Linked DNA regions of Homo sapiens: region 1 is linked to region 2. The links are chromatin loops, found by intact Hi-C in ENCODE. Cell type or tissue: mammary epithelial cell. All regions are shown on one strand. Links, peaks and the distances in the headings refer to the core of each region. The heading gives the core; the rest is flanking DNA.

Region 1 (9,327 bases), core at 336-8,335, 460 kb before region 2:
CCCCAATTACAATCACTGTATTCCTGTCTTGGATCCTTGTACCTGAACCGCTGCCCTGATAACTTACTGTATTTTTCTATGACTAAAGCCTTGTTTTATCACTTACTTTGCACAGTTAGGCAGCAAGTTTACCTCTGCTCCCCAATCCAGTGAAGCATCTCTATGACCACCAATCCCTCCTAAGGCTTTTCAGTAATGTCATGGTTCACCTGAATTCCCCGGTCCTGTCTGCTCCAAGACTCCTGCACCTTCCACCTGTTCCCCGTGGTATGGACCTTTTGTTGGAATCCCTAAATTCTGCCTGCCTCCCTCCACATTATTAGCAACCGAGGCTGGCTGTGGACCAGATCCTGCTTTTGCCCAGCCTCTATGTCACATAGGTCCCTGCTCCTTTTCTGATAGAGGTCGCACATGTGGTACAGTTTGTGGGACTCTGGACAGGACTTTCTGCCACCTGATATCAATACCATTCCATCATTTCCACATAGAGTGGCCTCCTTAGAGTTCTAAAGTATCTCATGTTAAAAAGCAAGTGTCTCCAGGAAGAAACGTACCTTCGCTGGAAAACATCCATGTTAGAAGGCAGATGAGGGCACTGGGGAGGGCCCATGGAATCACAACATGGCCTAATCCACCTTCTCATGGTTATCTACTTGTTTCTCTTCTCATCCTCCTCATGCTGAGACCCAACCAATTACTTGGAGTTCCCTCAGATATGAATTGTAATTTCACACCTTCATAATTTTGGCTATGCTTTTTGTCTTTTCTATAACATTATTTTCTTATTCTGAAATTGGATGTTATTTATTCTTCAGGCCTTATTTACGTCTCATCTCTCTGATACTTGTTCCAAAAATGTTTCCTTCAAGAAAAATATTTGCTTTTCATTATATTATTCATAACATCACTTTATACTTCTCTGTTTATGATTATTTTCTTTCTTGAATGTGAGCCGCTTGAGAAAATAAACTGCTTTATTAATCTTTGGATTTCTGGTTAAGAAATTCTAATTTTGTTTGTTTGATAGCATCAGAGAAACTCTTACTTCATTTATCTTAATAAAACATTTAAAAGTATTTTGTGCTGTGAAATTTGCATTTGTAACTTTTTTGAGCTGACATGATATCTATGTTTTGTCCTTATGTAAAGAACATATAATATATTCTGAGCCAGATACAAATTTTTGAGTTAGTAATATAAAAAAATCCCTCCAACTTACCCTGCAGGCATCATAAATTCCTTCCATATATCCGGCACAGAACATTCCAGGTTTTATATCATTGCCATACACCTGTGGTTGCTTGCAGACATCATCACTTATGATTTTCACTCTGGCTTCTCGGAGATCATTTTGGGATTCCCCTTAAGGAAAAATAGAGTTATTCTAGTATTTACAATCAGCATCTTTGGCTAGAGTGAAGTGAGCAGACTTTCCTAATATTTTTTTCATGGTAAAATTGTCAATACAGAATGAAGTTAATATAAGCAGTTTCTAGAAAAAAGAATTTCTGGTTAAATCTGGCACATCTAACGATAATTATTGTCCAATCACATTTTTATAAAAACTTCTCAAAGCAAGAAAGCCATTTGGATTCTTTTTCCTGGAAAATCTAACCTTAAAAATAATCAGCTTATATATTTCAGGAAGGCCTTTTATCTTTTGTAAAGCTTTTATTTGTGGGTTCCAGATTGTTCCCAGAAACTCTGCATGCCTAGATGGTTTTCTCCATTGGCTTGATAAAATGCCTATAATACTATGTACATTTATTTTATTATTTAAAGTTTATGATGAGCTTTCACATATATAAGATATATGTGAAATATACATATATTATACATCATATATATATAAATGCATTAAACGGCAATGATTTCACTTCCAATGTATTACAAGTTGGTGGCTGCAGACTGTAAGCTAGGTTCTGAGTTTTAGAAACCATTATTATGGCAGGCTACGTAGAAAACTAAGAATAGCACAAGCATTCAGGGATTCTTTATACCAAACCATATATTGATTGGGAAACCATGACCCCATGGTTGGCAGAATTCTAGGATAGTCCCCAAGATTCCTGTGTGATTCCCCTCCTCCCAAATATGGGCAGGATCTGTGAATATGAGGGATGCCATTCTCATGATTAGGTTATGTTATATGGCCAAGATGAGGGAATTTTACAGATGCGATTAAGACCTCTAATGAGTTTGACTTTGAATTCATCAAAAGGAGATTATCAAAGGTGGGCCTGACCTAATCAGCTGAGCCATTTCAAAAAGGGCGAGCCTTGCTGGAGTTGAGACACTTTCCTAAAGAGTTAAAGCAGCAAGCTGGCATGCATTCTACAGCTGCGAGTAAAGGAATTCTGCCAGCAAACCTTGAGGAGACCTTCAAAGGAGCCACAGATGTGGCCACAACCCCAGCTGACACCTTGATTACAGTTTGGTGAGACCCTGAGAAGAGGACTCAACTAAGCTGTGTCTGAACGTCTGACTCATGAAAACAGTGAGATAAAAATAAATGAGTGCTGTTTTAACTGTTTGTGATTATTTGTTACACATTTATAAAAAACTAATACAAGAATACGATATATCATCAGCTATAGTCACCATGATGGATGAGAGATCTCTTGAACTTTTTCTTCCTAACTGCAAATATGAATTTGTTGACCAGCATCTCCCTAACTCCTTCCCCTGTAAAGACCCCCAGCTTCTGGTTGCCTACTGTTGATATATCGTATTCTTGAGAAACGCTACAAGAGTAGATATTAAGTGTTCTTGCCACAAAAATGATAATTATGTAAAATAAGACGCTTCTTAGTTAACTAGATTTAACACTCACAGTGTACATATACTATACTTCAACACATTATGTTGCACATGGTAAGTACATGCAATTTTATACATCAATTAAAAAAAAAACTAAGTACATTTGAAAAAACCCTAATACACCAGTTTCTTTAGAAGACGATTTCCAAGATTTATTTCTGAAGAAATGTTTGTAAACACATATTTAAAAGTGCTCGGAAGATTTAAGTGTGTAACTCAGAAATATGCTAAGAGATTTTTCAAATTATTCTGTTATTTGAATACAATTGGTTTATATATATTATACACACACACACACACACACACACACACACATTTATATTGCCTACTATATCATCAATTAAAAACATTCATGGCCTGGCGCGCGGTGGCTCACGCCTGTAATCCCAGCACTTTGGGAGGCCGAGGCAGGTGGATCACGAGGTCAGGAGATCAAAACCATCCTGGCTAACACGGTGAAACCCCTTCTTTACTAAAACTACAAAACAATTAGCCGGGCATGGTGGTGGGCGCCTGCAGTCCCAGCTACTCGGGAGGCTGAGGCAGGAGAATGGCGTGAACCCGGGAGGCGGAGTTTGCAGTGAGCCGAGATCACGCCACTGCACTCCAGCCTGGGAGACAGAGCGAGACTCTGTTTCAAAATAAAAATAAAAATAAAAATAAAAATAAAATAATGGTGAGAAGAGTAAGGTGAAACTGACAATCTAAGTATTGTAAGTAGGTGACAGTGCAAATCCACAACTTCTTCAGCAAACTAAACTGGTTGGTAAAATGTATTCCAAGTCATGAAAAGCATAGCCCATAAATTCTGGACATCCCTGAGCTATATCTCATCTTCTGTAAAAATGCTTAATGACATTTCTAGCAAAATATTGATTTTATCAAATAATCAGCTTTTTATTTATCAATTTTCTATAGTTTATTTTTAATTTTATTCATTTCTATTCTTATTCTTATTATTTCCTTCCTTATGTTTGTTTTAGGTTTATTTTTTATTTTTCTAGTTTCTTGAAGTGAGAACTTAATTATTGATTTGATATCTTTCCTTATAATATGCATTTTCTATAAATTTCCCTTTCTACACTATTTTAGCAGCATCTGGCATATATTTATATATTTTTGTTTTCATTTAGTTCTATTTGTTTTTACAAATTTCTTCGAGATATTCTCTTTATTTACATATGTTTTTTAATTGGTAAGCATTTGGGGATTTTTATGTTATCTTTCTGTTACTGATGTCTAGTTAGATTCCATTATGATCAGAGAATATACTTTGTACAATTTCAATTTTAAAAAACTTCTTAAGGTTTGCTTTACAGACTTGAATATAGCCTCTCTTGGTGAGTAACGAATGGCTGCTTTTAATCTATTAATGTACTTAACAGATTAAGAATGATAGGTTAATTTAATCTATTTAATAGATTAAAAGCACCTGTGGGTCACTCACCAAGAGAGGCCGTGTTCAAGTAGGGTGGAGTGCTCTATAAGTGTCAGATTCTGTTGCCACTCACAGCGCATTATGACAGGTATGTTTCTGTGCCAGTCTCAAACTCCTGAAAGTGATTTTTCCCACCAAGCCAAAGGGGATTTGTGATGTCTTTCCCACCACTATGAAGCAGAGAATGCAAGCCCTATCTTCAGAGAAAATCCATCCAAGAGAGTGCAGACCTAGGGAGGTGTCAGGCTTACAGCAGCACTAGATCTACTAGAATTAATAAACCATAGGTAATATTTTCTGTGATTGGTAATACAACCTTAAAGAAAGCAATGCATGTCTCACTCTGTATAAGATAAAACAAAACCACATGGGACATCTGGAAAAAATCTAGAGACCCTAAAACCGATTCCTGCCTATGTGAGTGAAAGGTTATTCCTAGTTCCTTAATGGTAGACTGAGAATCAAAAGCTTATTCTTTATAATTTCTTGTATGTAAATAAATTGTATAGAATCCTGCAAATAGATTTAGTCATTCTCAGAAAGCCCTTTTGCATTTTCTCAAGCCCAGTGTTAAAGAAACTCTCTAGCTTTTGTTATACATATGTACCTGGACCACATGGTAGAATCCAGAGCGTGTCTCACTAAGATTGCCTAGAACATTCAGTAACTAAATCATCATTATTTCTTACAAGACTAAGTTAGTATATCAAGTTGAATACTTTTAGAGGGGACAAATAGTTTGACAATTTATCTCTACACTATTCTTATTCACCATCACACTTAAATTAGCTTCTTCAGTACTGAAGCAAATTTTGCTACATAGGCATAAAGAATATTTGAGTTAGCCACTCAATCTGAGTCCTCCTAGACACAGCTGGAACAATAGAAATTAATGTGAATTCTGGCAAAGAAAAGAAATAAATATTCCTTTCTATGTATTTTTTCTTTGTTGAGGATGATGTGTTGAGGTGTTGTTAGCCACCTCTGACACTAGGTGAAGCTAGCATCCCTCTGAATGAAGACAATATAGAGAAAAGAAGGGGCAAAAAATTCAAATTCAGAGACACAGAGCCAGATGACATCATATAAACCCCTGTGTCTGAAGTGAAACTTACTACACTTTTTTGACTTCCAAATTACATGAGCCAAATTTGTGGAAGTTTTTGTTTCTTTGTTTTTTATTCTGCACTGGTTAATGTGAATTGAATTTCTGTCACACAAAGTAAGAACCCTAACTAATCCAACCAGACTGTGTGGAAATGGCTGTCAGGATAATATTGATGGAGATGAAATCACATTGCCTTAGACAGGGCTTAGCGCTCTGTTAGCTATCCTGAGATACCCACCACCATAGTAAAGTGCTCCAAATCCTGTGATGTGGACAGTCAAATTTGGTTGGAAGGATGCAGAGGCTTCTGGCAAACAAATCTGGCGTATGTCATCCGAAAAGGTGACTCTGGAAGAGACCTGCACAACAGCAATGTCGTACTCTCTTGCTGCAGAGCGGTACTTCTCATGGATAATAAATCTTCTGACATTTCTTTTCATTAAGGGAGGGTTGATTTTTGTTCCAAAACTAACAGTCCATTGATGTGGATTTTTATACCTGGAAAAGGTTAGAAATTAACAGAATATATATAAGCTGCCCAAAGTATATGAGCTAGATTAATTGCATTTAGGCTAATATAAGAGAAATACAATCCTGAGAATACTTGGCTGCAGTTATAGTTTTCTTTTATCATTTAAATATAATCTATTGCTAATGTTTTGAAAGATAAAATCATATAAATGCCATATTAGAACTGATATTTAATACAAAACTATTGAATTTTAGAACTGTAATACACATAAAATATCATTCATTTATCCCTTCCACAAATATTTACTGAGCATCTGTGTGCTGAGCCTTATCTGAACTGCTGGGGATAAAGTGATGAACAGGACCTAAGGTGCCTGCTCACAGGAGTATAAGATTCCAGAGAAGGAAAAGGATCAAAGCAAGCAAACAAATAGATAAATAATCTTAAACATTGATAAAGGCTATGAACAAAATAAAATAGGGTAACGGAATAGAGTACTAACAGGTCATTATGATTATTTTGATAACGCATTTGGGCTAAGACATAGTAAAAGAGGGTCAGTGTGAGGAGATGAGGGAAACAAGTTTCCAGGCAAAAATCCCAAGGTCTTGGGTTGGATGGGCTGCAGTCAGAACACAAGGGAAAGAATGGTTGGGGGTGAGCTTGGAGAGGTAAGCAGGGACTAGATTTTAGAGTGTTTTATAGGTCATGATAAAGTGCTTAAATTTTATTGAAGTGATATGGGAATCTACTGGATAATTAAGCCAGAGAATAATGTAGTCTCATTTACATTTTTAAAAAACATGTTGGTTCTTTCTGGGGAGTAGATTCTTGAAGGTCAAGAATGGATGTGGTAAAGTCTATTAGATGACTGCATAGTCCTTTGAGAGATGATCAAATGTGGTAAATGCGGTTGACTTCTAGCTTGTGGGCTTGGGCAATGGGTGGATTATGGTACATACAGGAATCGGAAAAATCATTTAGTAGCAATGAAAGATCATCTAGTAAAGACTGTGTTTTATACTTAAGGAAAATAAAGCCTGGATAGGTTAAACTATTTGATTCACATCACATATCTGCCTGCCTCTCTCTGCTCTTCCCTTTATAAAACACTGTCTCCCACCAATTTACATTATTTGTATTTTTCAGAAGACTTCCTGCTTTATTTTGTTATGTGTGACACTAGTCACACATCTGTCTTGGTGTATTTAGTTATTGGAAGCATATTTTAAGGAAGACACTGACAAAGTCTCGAATGTTCAGAGAATAAGAACCAATGTGGTAGGGCATCTGGAAGTTGGTTCTGGAAAAATGAGGTAATTATATATATATATATATATATATTTTTTTTTATATATACACACACACATATATGCATATATATACACACATATATATGTATGCATATATATGTGTGTGCATATATATACTTTTTTCAAAGTTCAGGGTTACATGTGCAGGTTTGTTACACAGGTAAACTTGTGTCATGGGGTTTTGTTGTACATATTATTTCATCACCCAGGTATTAAGCCTAGTACCCATTAGTTATTTTTCCTGATCCTCTCCCTCTAGCACTCTTCGGTATAGCAAAGACATAGAATCAACCTAAATGCCCATTAGTGATAGACTGGATAAAGAAAATGTGGTATACATACACCATGGAATGCTATGCAGCCATAAAAAGAACAAAATCATGCCCTTTGCAGGGACATGGATAGGGCTGGAGGTCATTATCCTTAGCAAACTAAAGCTCACAGTAATGATATTTATTTTCACTTATGGTTTGGATATTCTCCCTCATTTTATGTTTGGTCTGAAAAAGAGAAACTAAAGAATAGCTGTTATATGAATGAAGAAATAAAATTGGTTCCTGTTGTTCCAGATTAAAAGAAAAACAAATATTGATGGTAGAAGTTAATAGAGTATAGATTTGGTGTTCAATGCTATAAAGATATTTGCAAAAATAGAACTATCTACCACAAAAATGGCTAACTTTGGCAAAGTAAGTTTCCCATTACTTTGAAAAACCAGACACCAGCATAAGGGATTTCTGGCTTTCTAATATATCAGCTTACTGAGCTCTCACATCTTTCAAACATTAAGAATTTATGTAGATTATTTTTAAAAATATATTACTATTTTTTTAAGATGGGGTCTTGCATTGTCACTCAGGCTGGAGTGCAGTGGTGCAATCATAGCTTGCAGGAGCCTCAAACTCCTGGGCTTAAGGGATCCTCCTGCGTTAGCCTCCCAAGTAGCTGGGATGATAGGTAGGCACCACCATGCCCAATGGGGTTTCACTATCTTGCCCAAGCTGGTCTTGAACTCCTGAGCTCAAGTGGTCCTCTTGCCTCGGCCTCCCAAAATGCTGGGATTACAGGCATGAGCCACCATGCCAAGCCTAGATTCTTAATATGTATATTCTTTGGAATATTAAGAGTCTCTATAAAGATTTATGCTCCTAGGCAAATGAAATTTATTATAGTAACAAAAGTTAGAATTTTATAGGTCAAAAAGAATGTGAAAAGATCTAGCCTATCTATTACCTAATACACTAAGGTTCAATAATTTGCCCAGCTCTCCAACTGCCTGGGACATATTTTTCCCACTAAATCCTGCTGCCACCTATTATATAGAGATACTCAAGAAGTCTTTGTTATTACTGTAATAATTGGCAATGAAGAAGAAAGGCGATACAGTTAATCTACTTAGAAACAAATCTAAAATTCTAAATGTAATAGTGATAAAAATGACTGGTTATTATCTTGAAAAGTAAGATTAAAAGTTATAAAAAGTCATTTAATCATATATTTAATAAAATGTATGCATTCAGAAACAATTATAGGATAGCACAATTTGCTATTCTTCACTTCAGCTTTGTCTTTTGTGTCACTATTGTGAAGAGATGCTCTATTATGGGAAGGTCACATTGAGTGGCCCAAGGGCCTCTATGAATCCTTTGATACTCCGAGGAATCTCTTTTGAAGTGCCTGTCTTTATCATGCTAGCAATCTCTCATTTTGGTTGTAAACTGTTCTGATTCCACAGATCTTCATATGTCAATGCTCTAAATTTGATCTGCAGTTCTCCATCATCACGGTTACCAACTTCCGGCATTTATTGAAAATTTCCATTTTACTTTGGAATTAGTTTGATTATTTAAGATCAGTATGAGACTGGCCCAAGTGTTTGGCAGAAACAGACACTAGTTTTAAGTGGAGAGCATTGTTTGACAAAAGATTAATGGTACATGTTATTAGTGAATATTTTGTGTTAGGATGTCACAAAATAGTTCTGATTTCTTTACACAGTTTCCTTATTAAAAACTTTGAGGAAATGATTGATGGATACTAGGATAATGACTGTTACTTATTCCCATCAAATTTCTGATTAAGTATGCAAGTGTAACATTATTTTAGAAAAGAACCTGAAATAACTTTTTCTTATTTTACTTCAGTAATATTTGAGACATTAATTGTTACCAAGAAT
Region 2 (9,327 bases), core at 979-8,978:
GTGATTAGATTAGGTTGGTGGGCAGCTGAACTCTTCAAGATTTTATCTATATCTCTTTAAGAACTCCAGAATCGGGGCTCTCTGTTCGAATCCAGACTCTGCCACTTAGGAGCTATTCAGTTGATTGTATTAATCAAGTTAACCTCTTTGTACTCTGTGTCCTCCTCTGTGACAGTACATGGGAATCAAAATATCTACCTCAGAGAGTCACTGGGCAGATTTAGCAGATAAAGCATGGGTGTTATCTGGCATATAGCAGTAAGTACAAAAAAGTAGCTACAATAATAATAACATAACATATAAATTAATATAATAACATTGTTACCATTATTGGCAGTAGTTTTACTGTGGCTCTATTTTTTAGAGAGAAGAGAGAAGACACAAAGTTTTGCCCACAATAAGTGGTCAGGTCTTGGAATATGACTAGATGATTGCTTCAAAAGAGAGAAGTGTTCTGACTGCTTGTATATGTCTTCTGAGGCGGAAATTGCTGTTAGTAACAACCATTTTAGTTTACATTTTCTAAATATTATTAAATCCCTGAGTAGTAGGTAATATTATTGCTATTCTGACATTTTCTTCTCATGGCTTAATTTAAAAGAATCAAAATTATACCCAGCTCAGAGAGGTAAATAACAAATGTTCTCAAGAAGCATCTAAGGCCAGGTGCAGTGGCTCACGCCTGTAATCCCAGCACTTTGGGAGGCCGAGGCAGGTGGATCACGAGGTCCGGAGTTCAAGACCAGCCTGAACAATACAGTGAAACCGCGTCTCTACTAAAAATACAAAAATTATCTGGGCGTGGTGGTGGGAGCCTATAATCCCAGCTACTAGGGAGGCTGAGGCAGGGAACTCCTTGAACCCTGGACGTGCAGGTTGCAGTGAGCTGAGATCGTGCCACTGCACTCCAGCCTGGACGACAGAGTGAGACTCCGTCTCAAAAAAAAAAAAAAAAGCATCTAAAACAGGGGTCCCCAACCCCCATGACACAGATTCTGGTCCATGGTCTTTAGGAACTGGGTTGCATAGTAGGAGGTGACCAGCAGGCAAGCAAGTGAGCATTACCACCTGAGCACCACCTCCTGTTGGATTAGTGGTGGCATTAGATTCTCATAGGATCGTGAACCCCATTGCAAATCGTGCATGTGAAGGAGCTACATTGTAAGCTCCTGATGAGAGTCTAACTAATGCCTGATGATCTGAGGTGGAATAGTTTCATCTGGAAACCATTCATCTCTCTTGTCCATGGAAAAATTGTTTTCCATTAAACTGGTCCCTGGTGCCAAAAAGGCTGGGGACTGCTGATCTAAAAGATGTCCTCATCATAATCACAGATAATGAATACAGAATACTCAGTATCGGAGGAAAGATAAAAAGTTCAGTTTGGGTCAATTTCTTCACTATTTACATACACTTAGGGCCTTAGACCCTTCCATGCTAAAATTTAAATGCATGCATTAGCTCATTTAATCTATAATAGCCCTATAAGTAAATTGCTATTATAATCCTTATTTATTTATTTATACATTTTTTTGAGATGGAGTCTCGCTCTGTTGCCCAGGCTGGAGTGCAGTGGCATAATCTTGGCTCACTGCAACCTTCACTTCCCAGGTTCAAGCGACTCTCCTGCCTCAGCACTCCCTGGGACTACAGGTGTGCACCACCACACCACACTAATTTTTAAAATATTTTTTAGTAGAGATGGGGTTTCACCATGTTGGCCAGGTTGGCCTTGAACTCCTGAACTCAGGTGATCAGCCCACCTTGACCTCCCAGAGTGCTGGGATTACAGGCGTGAGCCACTGCGCCTGGCCTATAATCTCATTTTAAAAGATGCCATTATAAAACATCTTTAAAAATGAAATTTATTCTCTGAAGTGTCAACATAATAAGAAAGAAAAAAAAGACACTTAGGTTAACTAAAGTAATAAAGGAACTCAAACTTGAACCAAGAGCTATGTGATCTTACATCTCACTTTAGTCTGCATATCAAACCGCCTCCTAGACACTTTGAGGCTCACGGGTCTGAAGTGGGTGTAGTGGCATCCTGGGAAGATTTAATAGGACAACAAAGGTAAGTCACACAATGAGCTCTAAATTCTAGTCTGTCCAAAGCATGCTCCTTTCTAAAATTATATTCTAAAATGTTAAGAAAAAATACAAAAAAGGGCATTTTCAGAAAATGTTTTATAGTCCTTCCTCTGAATGACTAACTTTACCTTTTTTCTACATTGCATATTCTTTATCCCAAACATATGCAGAACATGTTGATGTGTTCTCTGATTACAAAGTGTTTTCAAATGATAATGTAATGACTCAGTAGACTTGTGAAATGCAGGCAGAAAAAAATCATTTAAAACCAAAATTGACTGTGCTGCTTCTACCTGCTAAGGGAAGTGGTCTAATTCGCATCAGAGGGGTAAGAGGCAGAGTTCCCTTCCCCTTTTGTAAAAGAAAAATGGGGACAGCAAGCAAAAAATCACTCAATTGTTAGGAAAAAATATCTAAGCCACCCTCTCACCTTCCTTCTCTTTCCCAAGAATTGGTTGCACTACTGAAACCAGAGGAGTGCAGGAATTCCACTATTTTGTAAAATAAGTTTGAGCCAAATTTGCCTGAATTTCTAAGACAGGCTACTTTGGTTGATACACGGATTAAGCCTAAAAATAAAACCTTTTGAGATAAATTGGGTAGTACACCCACAGAATCGCGCCCGAGTCAAGGAGGGAAATCCTTTTGGTATTGTGTTTAAAAATCATTTTTAATTTTCCCTACAACGAAGCGAAACTCCTCACATGTGTTTAATTGTTCGCTCTGAAAGACTACACAGGCCGTTACGAAAATAGTTTTTGGCATGAGTAGTGATCTAGTTATAAATCAGTGAAAAATAAATTGTGTCCATAAAAAAGTTACAGAATTTACCCCTGTGCCATTAAATATTAGTTAACAACCTTGATTTTTAAATTGATGTGCCATATTCTACCATATCGATACTGTATTTGATATGGTTCAGTTGCAGACTGCTCTTCCAGAATAAATAGGCAGAAAGGAATTTATCACTGGCTGCAAACCATTAGATGGCTTACAAACTGTTTGGAATTGTAGGGGCAGGCGCTGTGTGAGCGTTTAGGAACAACTTCCATTCTCCAGAAATGGCATGGGTAGTCCTGCGATCCAAAGGCAGCAGTGTCAGGTGGAAGCGCTAGAAGCCCGAGGCTGCCATTGGCAGAACAAAGCAGTCTCGGCCTGGCTTGGCAGCATCCAAAAGGACCGCAGCCGCCCTGCCGCTGCACACGGTGCATCTGATTGGCGGAACCCAAACCCTTCCGCAGCCCTCCCTGCGAAGATATCTGGGAAACGTAGTTTTTACCTTCTAACCTCTAAGGCACGGAAAGCTTATTCGATGTTGATTGTAATGGAAATAGAACTATGTATTAGGATTTGTTTAACCATCCCTTGAGTTTTAAATTTTTTGGTTGTTACGTAATTTTCTCTGTAATAAATAAATAAAATTCCCTAAACAATATGAATACTTTTCAAATTTTTGATAATGATTGCAAAATTGCTCTCTTGAAAAGTTATGCCAGTTTATACTCCTTCCAGCAATCTTTGTTCCATATTGTCAGTCATGATTAATACATTTGTCAATGCTTTTGAAAAGGAAAGTGACATATTATTTAAAAACTATGAATTTCTTTGGCTAGTTTGAAGATTTTAATTCTCACCACAAGTGAATTACGATTAGATTTTTTTTTTTTTTTTTGAGATGGAGTCTCACTCTATCACCCAGGCTGGAGTGCAGTGGCCAATCTCTGCTCACCAGCAACCTCCGCCTCCCGGGTTCAAGAGATTCTCGTGCCTCAGCCTCCAGAGTAGCTGGGATTTGAGGCATACGCCACCACACTAGGCTAATTTTTGTATTTTTAGTAGAGATGGGGTTTTTGTCCTATTGGCCAGGCTGGTCTCGAACTCCCGACCTCAGGTGATTCTCTGGCCTCGGCCTCCCAAATTGCTGGGATTATAGGGGTTAGCCCTCGCGCACGGCCGCAATTAAGTCTTTAGACGATCTGTTTCCCCAGTATTTCCCAGCAATGTATTTATGAATCATCTCGCATCTCGCATGGTGAGAAACTTAACATGAACGTTCAACCATGTAAAATTATTACCAGTGAAATAAATAACTTAATGTCTAGTGACCTCTTACTGTAGCTCTGTATTGGTAGATAGACACTTCTTTTTTGATCTTTCAAGTATATAGTAAAAAAAATGTTCCTTTTACAGTTTTCAATTTTTTTTTTTTTTTTTTTTTTTGAGATGGAGTCTCGATCTGTCTCCCAGGCTGGAGCGCAGTGGCCTGATCTCGGCTCACTGCAACATCCGCCTCCCCGGTTGAAGCGATTCTCCTGCCTCGGCTTCCCAAGGAGCTGGGATTACAGGCATGCATCACCACGCCTGGCTAATTTTTGTATTTTCTTTAAATTAGAGACAGGGTTTCACCATGTTGGCCAGGCTATTCTCGAACTCCTGACCTCAAGTGATCTGCCCGCCTCAGACTCCCAGAGTGCTGGGATTACAGGTGTGAGCCACCGCGCCTGGCTAATTTTTCATGTTTTTAGTAGAGACGGGGTTTCTCCATGTTGGCCAAGCTGGTCTCAAACTACTGACCTCAAGTGATCCACCCGCCTTGGCCTCCCAAAGTGCTGGGATTACAGGCGTAAGCCATCGCGCCCTGCCTTGTTTTCAAAATTAAACTTAGTTGAAGCCTGTAAGACTTAAAATGAAAGCAAGATTATGTGACTTGATTATGATGCAGCCAAATGAATTTAGATGCAAATGCTAGACTTGAAATGTAAGTGTACGAATATACAGCAGTATAATTTTATGAGGTCTGGGGGTTACTTGTGCATGAGCCCAGGATTTAGATATCTGGCTACTCACAGTAAGATCCATGGAAGGAAATAAATTCTATAAGGAAGCACTGTATAACTCAAAGAAACTAGAGAGGCCCAAATGTCCAAAGCTGCCATTTCGCTTGCTGGAATTTGCTGGTGGAATAACTACCCTTCCCCGAATTAATGAGGCTAAATGAATTCCTGGGGAACCCTCAGGCTGTCAGTGTAACACCTCCCACATCTTTTTTCTCCAGCAGGTGGCATGTACAGCACCATCCTGAAATGGTGATAACTTTATTATTATTATTGTCACTATTCATGGGGCTAACCATCTTCCCTTTTCTTCCCAAATAAGTACATGGAGTTTTAGCATAGGTATTAAAGAAGGCTCGTCAGCATGATGGCTTAAGTCTGTAATCCCAGCTACTGGGGAGGCTGAGGTGGGAACCGAGGAGTTCAAGGCTACAGTGAGCTATGATCATGCCACTGCACTATAGCCTGAGTGACAGAAGGAGACCCCGTCTGTAAAAACAATTTAAAGAGAGAAAGAGAAAGATAGAGAGAGAGAGAATTCTTGTTTCAATGACCTAGAGGAAAAAAGATGTTATAAGTTCGCTTTTGAAACTGGAACATTAATTTTTCACCATATTAAGACAAGACCCTGTATATACACGTTAAACTTAAACAGCTATCTTTTAGGCTGTTGAATGCAAGAAGGTAAGTTTAAGTACCATCTAGTGGTAGGCATCACCCTCCACCTAGTGGCATCCCTCTCCATCTAGTGGCAAGATAGGCGAATTGAAAGCAAGTGCCAAAGAAGAAATAGTCTGATACTGAAATGTTGAACAAAAGTTTAAAAAGACAACAGTATTGACCACGCCTCCTCCAAGTCCCAGCGAGCCCGTGTACAACCTGTCCCGACTCCAGCCGCCTCTTCAGCTCGCCATGGATCCCAACTGCTCCTGTGCCGCCAGTGACTCCTGCACCTGCGCCGGCTCCTGCAAGTGCAAAGAGTGCAAATGCACCTCCTGCAAGAAAAGCTGCTGCTCCTGCTGTCCTGTGGGCTGTGCCAAGTGTGCCCAGGGCTGCATCTGCAAAGGGGCGTCGGACAAGTGCAGCTGCTGTGCCTGATGCTGGGACAGCCCTGCCCCCAGATGTAAATAACGCGACCTCTACAAACCTGGATTTTTTATGTACAACCCTGACCCTGACGTTTGCTACATTCCTTTTTCTATGAAATAATGTGAATGATAATAAAACAGCTTTGACTTGAAAAAAAAAAAAAAAAGAGAATAGTATTAAAGTACCAGATAAACTTTACCACTGTTTTATTAAATTTTAATATAAATAAACTATGTAAAATAATTCATGATTGTAGCAGGTTATCTAATTTGGAAATAAAAAGAATACTCTTGCTGGATGGTAAACAGACTATTCCTAGCATGAGGTCTTTTCTTGGAATTATTTTATCTTAGTCCTTACCTAGAAGGACTTAGGAAGTGACAAACAGTGCTAAAAACCTGAGAGAAAAGTTAAGACATAGTGACAGAATTTTGCAGGACAAAAGAGTGATATTAGTACAGTCTTTCTTATGTTAAACCTTTTATGATCTTGAAAATCTTATCTTTAAATCTTAAGAAGCTGTTGGATTATACTTTAATCATTGCAGGGAAAAGATTTAGAAATTATGTTGTCAACCAGTTTAGATCAAATTGACATCAGAATTGGGTCTTTAGGAGGAGATTTTTGGTACAATAACTTTGTAATCTGAGGATACTAATCAGGGTATAATAGTACACTTAATTAGTATGATTAGCTGATAGTCTCAAGTTAGGACGACAGTCATTGAGCCCATATCAGGTAGTTAACAGTGAGCATCTATCTGTTCTAATATGTTCAGCATTCTGTTAGGATTAGTTGGTGTCCATGCTGTCCTTGTTATTAAATCATCTGAATATCATCCAAGACCATAAGGGACTGTATGTTCACAGGAAAAAAATAACAAAATCACAAAATGTGAAGAATGTATGTATTATGAAAAGAAGGTAGGCAAACAGATATCTTTAAAAGAGGAAGCTAAAAAAATAAAAATAAAAGAGGAAGCCAAATGAATGGATCAGATAGAAAAAAATGTTCAAAAGTGTAATAATTGTTTTAAAAGGACTAAAAATATTTTTAGAGACCCAAAGGAGGAAATTAGAAACATGAATCAGAAAAATCAGTTATGAAGGACCAACTGGAGATATTCAGTATGAAAAACCTAATAACTGAAATAACTCAGTAAGTATGGTATTAGATAAACCTTATAGATGTTTTTTAGATACTGCTTTTCAGAGTGAACACACTTGAAATACAAATTAGTGAGCTGAAAGATCAGGTCAATCAACTCTTCTAGAAGGACTCAGGAAGGACAAAGCAGTGCTAAAAAACTGAGAGAAAAGGTAAGATACAGTGACAGAATTTTGCAGGACGAAAGAGTGATATTAGTACAGTCTTTCTTCAGTATCTTCAAGGATTGGTTCAAGGACCCACTGCCTTCATAGTAAAATCCAGGAATGCTCAATTCCCTTATATAAAATGGCCTGTTTGCTCATAATCTACATACATCCTCCTGTATACATTCAATTATCTCTATATTACATATGATACCTAATACAATAGGAATGCTATGTAAATAGTTGTTATGCTGCTTTGGTTTTTATTTGTATTTTTTTAATTGTTAATTTGGTTTTTTCTTGAATATTTTCGGTCCCAGGTTGTTTGAATCTGTAAATGCAGAACCTGAAGATACATAGGGCTGAGTGTATTTGATAGAAAGAGGACAGAGAAATTGTTGAAATAAGAGAAATTTGAAGCTAGGATGCTATATCCAATTAATTCAATGTAAGGCTGAAATAAGTTATTGTAAGGTACACAAGGCCTCAGAAGGCTGACAAAAATTCTGTTTGAAAACACTTTGGGAGGATGTGCTCAAGTAAGACAAGGAATCAATCCAGAAGTTAACCAAGAGATGTGAAAAGTGTGGAACAAGTGAAGCTTTGTAACGTGTTTAGATGAAAAACTGCCAGAGGCATCTTTAATATAAACAGCTTCAGGAAGAGAGACACACTGTATTGCTTTCTTTATCCCAGAGATTTTGGAGCGTATACATAGGTGTCATGCATGTCGTATGTATATGTGCGTATTTGTTGGAGGAACAAAGCCCAACCCCCACCCCCGACAAAATCCCATGAGTTTATTTACACATTGTACATGAGAATTTGCGCTATTTCCTATCTTCAGACGTGATATTTAAAATATATAACAATTAGTACAACATAGGGCACTGACCAATCAGAACAGACACCAGCCAAACTGCTAGAGCAGCTTCCTGGATGCTGTGCCCTTCATGTCCGGATTATGAGTACACCTCTGGTGGGCTGGGGCAGAGGCATGGGGCAGGGTCTCAAAGTGGCTTCTATTTACCATGTATATAGGATTGTTTCAATATTTTAACAACTTGTATGGTCATGTATACTGACTGAATAGCAACTCTGCTATGAGACATAAGACATGTTTGATGACTTCATGCAATTTTCTGAAACATGCTCTTTTTTTTTTTAAAATAAACCTTGGGCAGATGTTATGTTAAGACAGTCTCTGTAGTAAAATAATTTGCCATATTGGAGAGGCTTATCATCTTTACAATGAAAGTCAGAAAATATAAGTAAAACATATTAAGTTGTACTAAAGCAGAGAGAATAATCAAATATAATCTTACTCAAGATATTTTCATGACAACTCAGCTTGCAAGATGTTTTCCTAGGCTTACTGGGTCATAAATATTCGGTATCATTTTTTTTCCTATATTTTAAAGAAAAGGAATTTGGAACATGTAAACTATAAATCTAAGTTTTAAAAAATCTAAACAACAGTTTCCTCTCATTGCAGACCTCATTCAAATTGCAGGCTGGAGCCATGCCCAATATGCCTCTTCAGAGCCACAACTACCCACAGGTAGGTGGGCACTTGGTGAGTGAGGATAAAAAGTTTGTTGTTATAAGTCATTGAGTTGTGCAGTTGTTTGTTACACAGCAAATGACATTCCTTTTTTACTTATTCATCATTCATTCAACGTATTCTAAACATATAACTATGAACTATAAAAACTCAAAACTGGCTTTTCTTTTAAAAGATTGACTAGACAAATTTATGTTAAAACTAATCAGGAAAGGAATGGAGATGCAAATAAACAACAGCACCTATGAAGTTTGCATTCTACTATTGAAACAGAAAATACACAAATAAACTGGGAATCCCAAATGGTTCATAAGCAAACGAAGAGTGACTTACCCTTACTCTGTAATCAGAGAACTGCAAATTAAAACAATTGGAAAGTCTGACAATATCATGCAGTGATGAGGATGTTGGGAAATAAGAGACCTCCCATTCAACT

What was found. A loop is a pair of places that touch in the nucleus more often than their neighbours do. Peaks named below come from ENCODE experiments on the same cell type or tissue, not always from the same donor. Only the 100,000 strongest peaks of a DNase experiment are listed, where the experiment ranks them.
Region 1: it touches region 2 in a loop (3-fold over the local background); 2 of 110 quality-filtered maps call a loop at or near these places.

What each region holds. Positions count from the first base shown.
Region 1 is chr4:67,913,369-67,922,695 of GRCh38, forward strand. TMPRSS11A (transmembrane serine protease 11A) reads right to left here. Exons shown (of 10, transcript NM_001114387.2): 8 at 5,605-5,864; 9 at 1,220-1,362. Among named protein-coding and RNA genes, the nearest start is that of TMPRSS11D, 34 kb to the left of the region's middle. In mammary epithelial cell, for the core only: a CTCF peak has its summit at 5,256; no DNase peak of the experiment used is centred there.
Region 2 is chr4:68,370,486-68,379,812 of GRCh38, forward strand. It overlaps the pseudogene MT2P1. Among named protein-coding and RNA genes, the nearest start is that of YTHDC1, 25 kb to the left of the region's middle. In mammary epithelial cell, for the core only: CTCF peaks have their summits at 5,148 (motif pointing right) and 5,658 (motif pointing left); a DNase peak (open chromatin) is centred at 5,686; H3K4me3 peaks cover 244 bases; H3K27ac peaks cover 914 bases.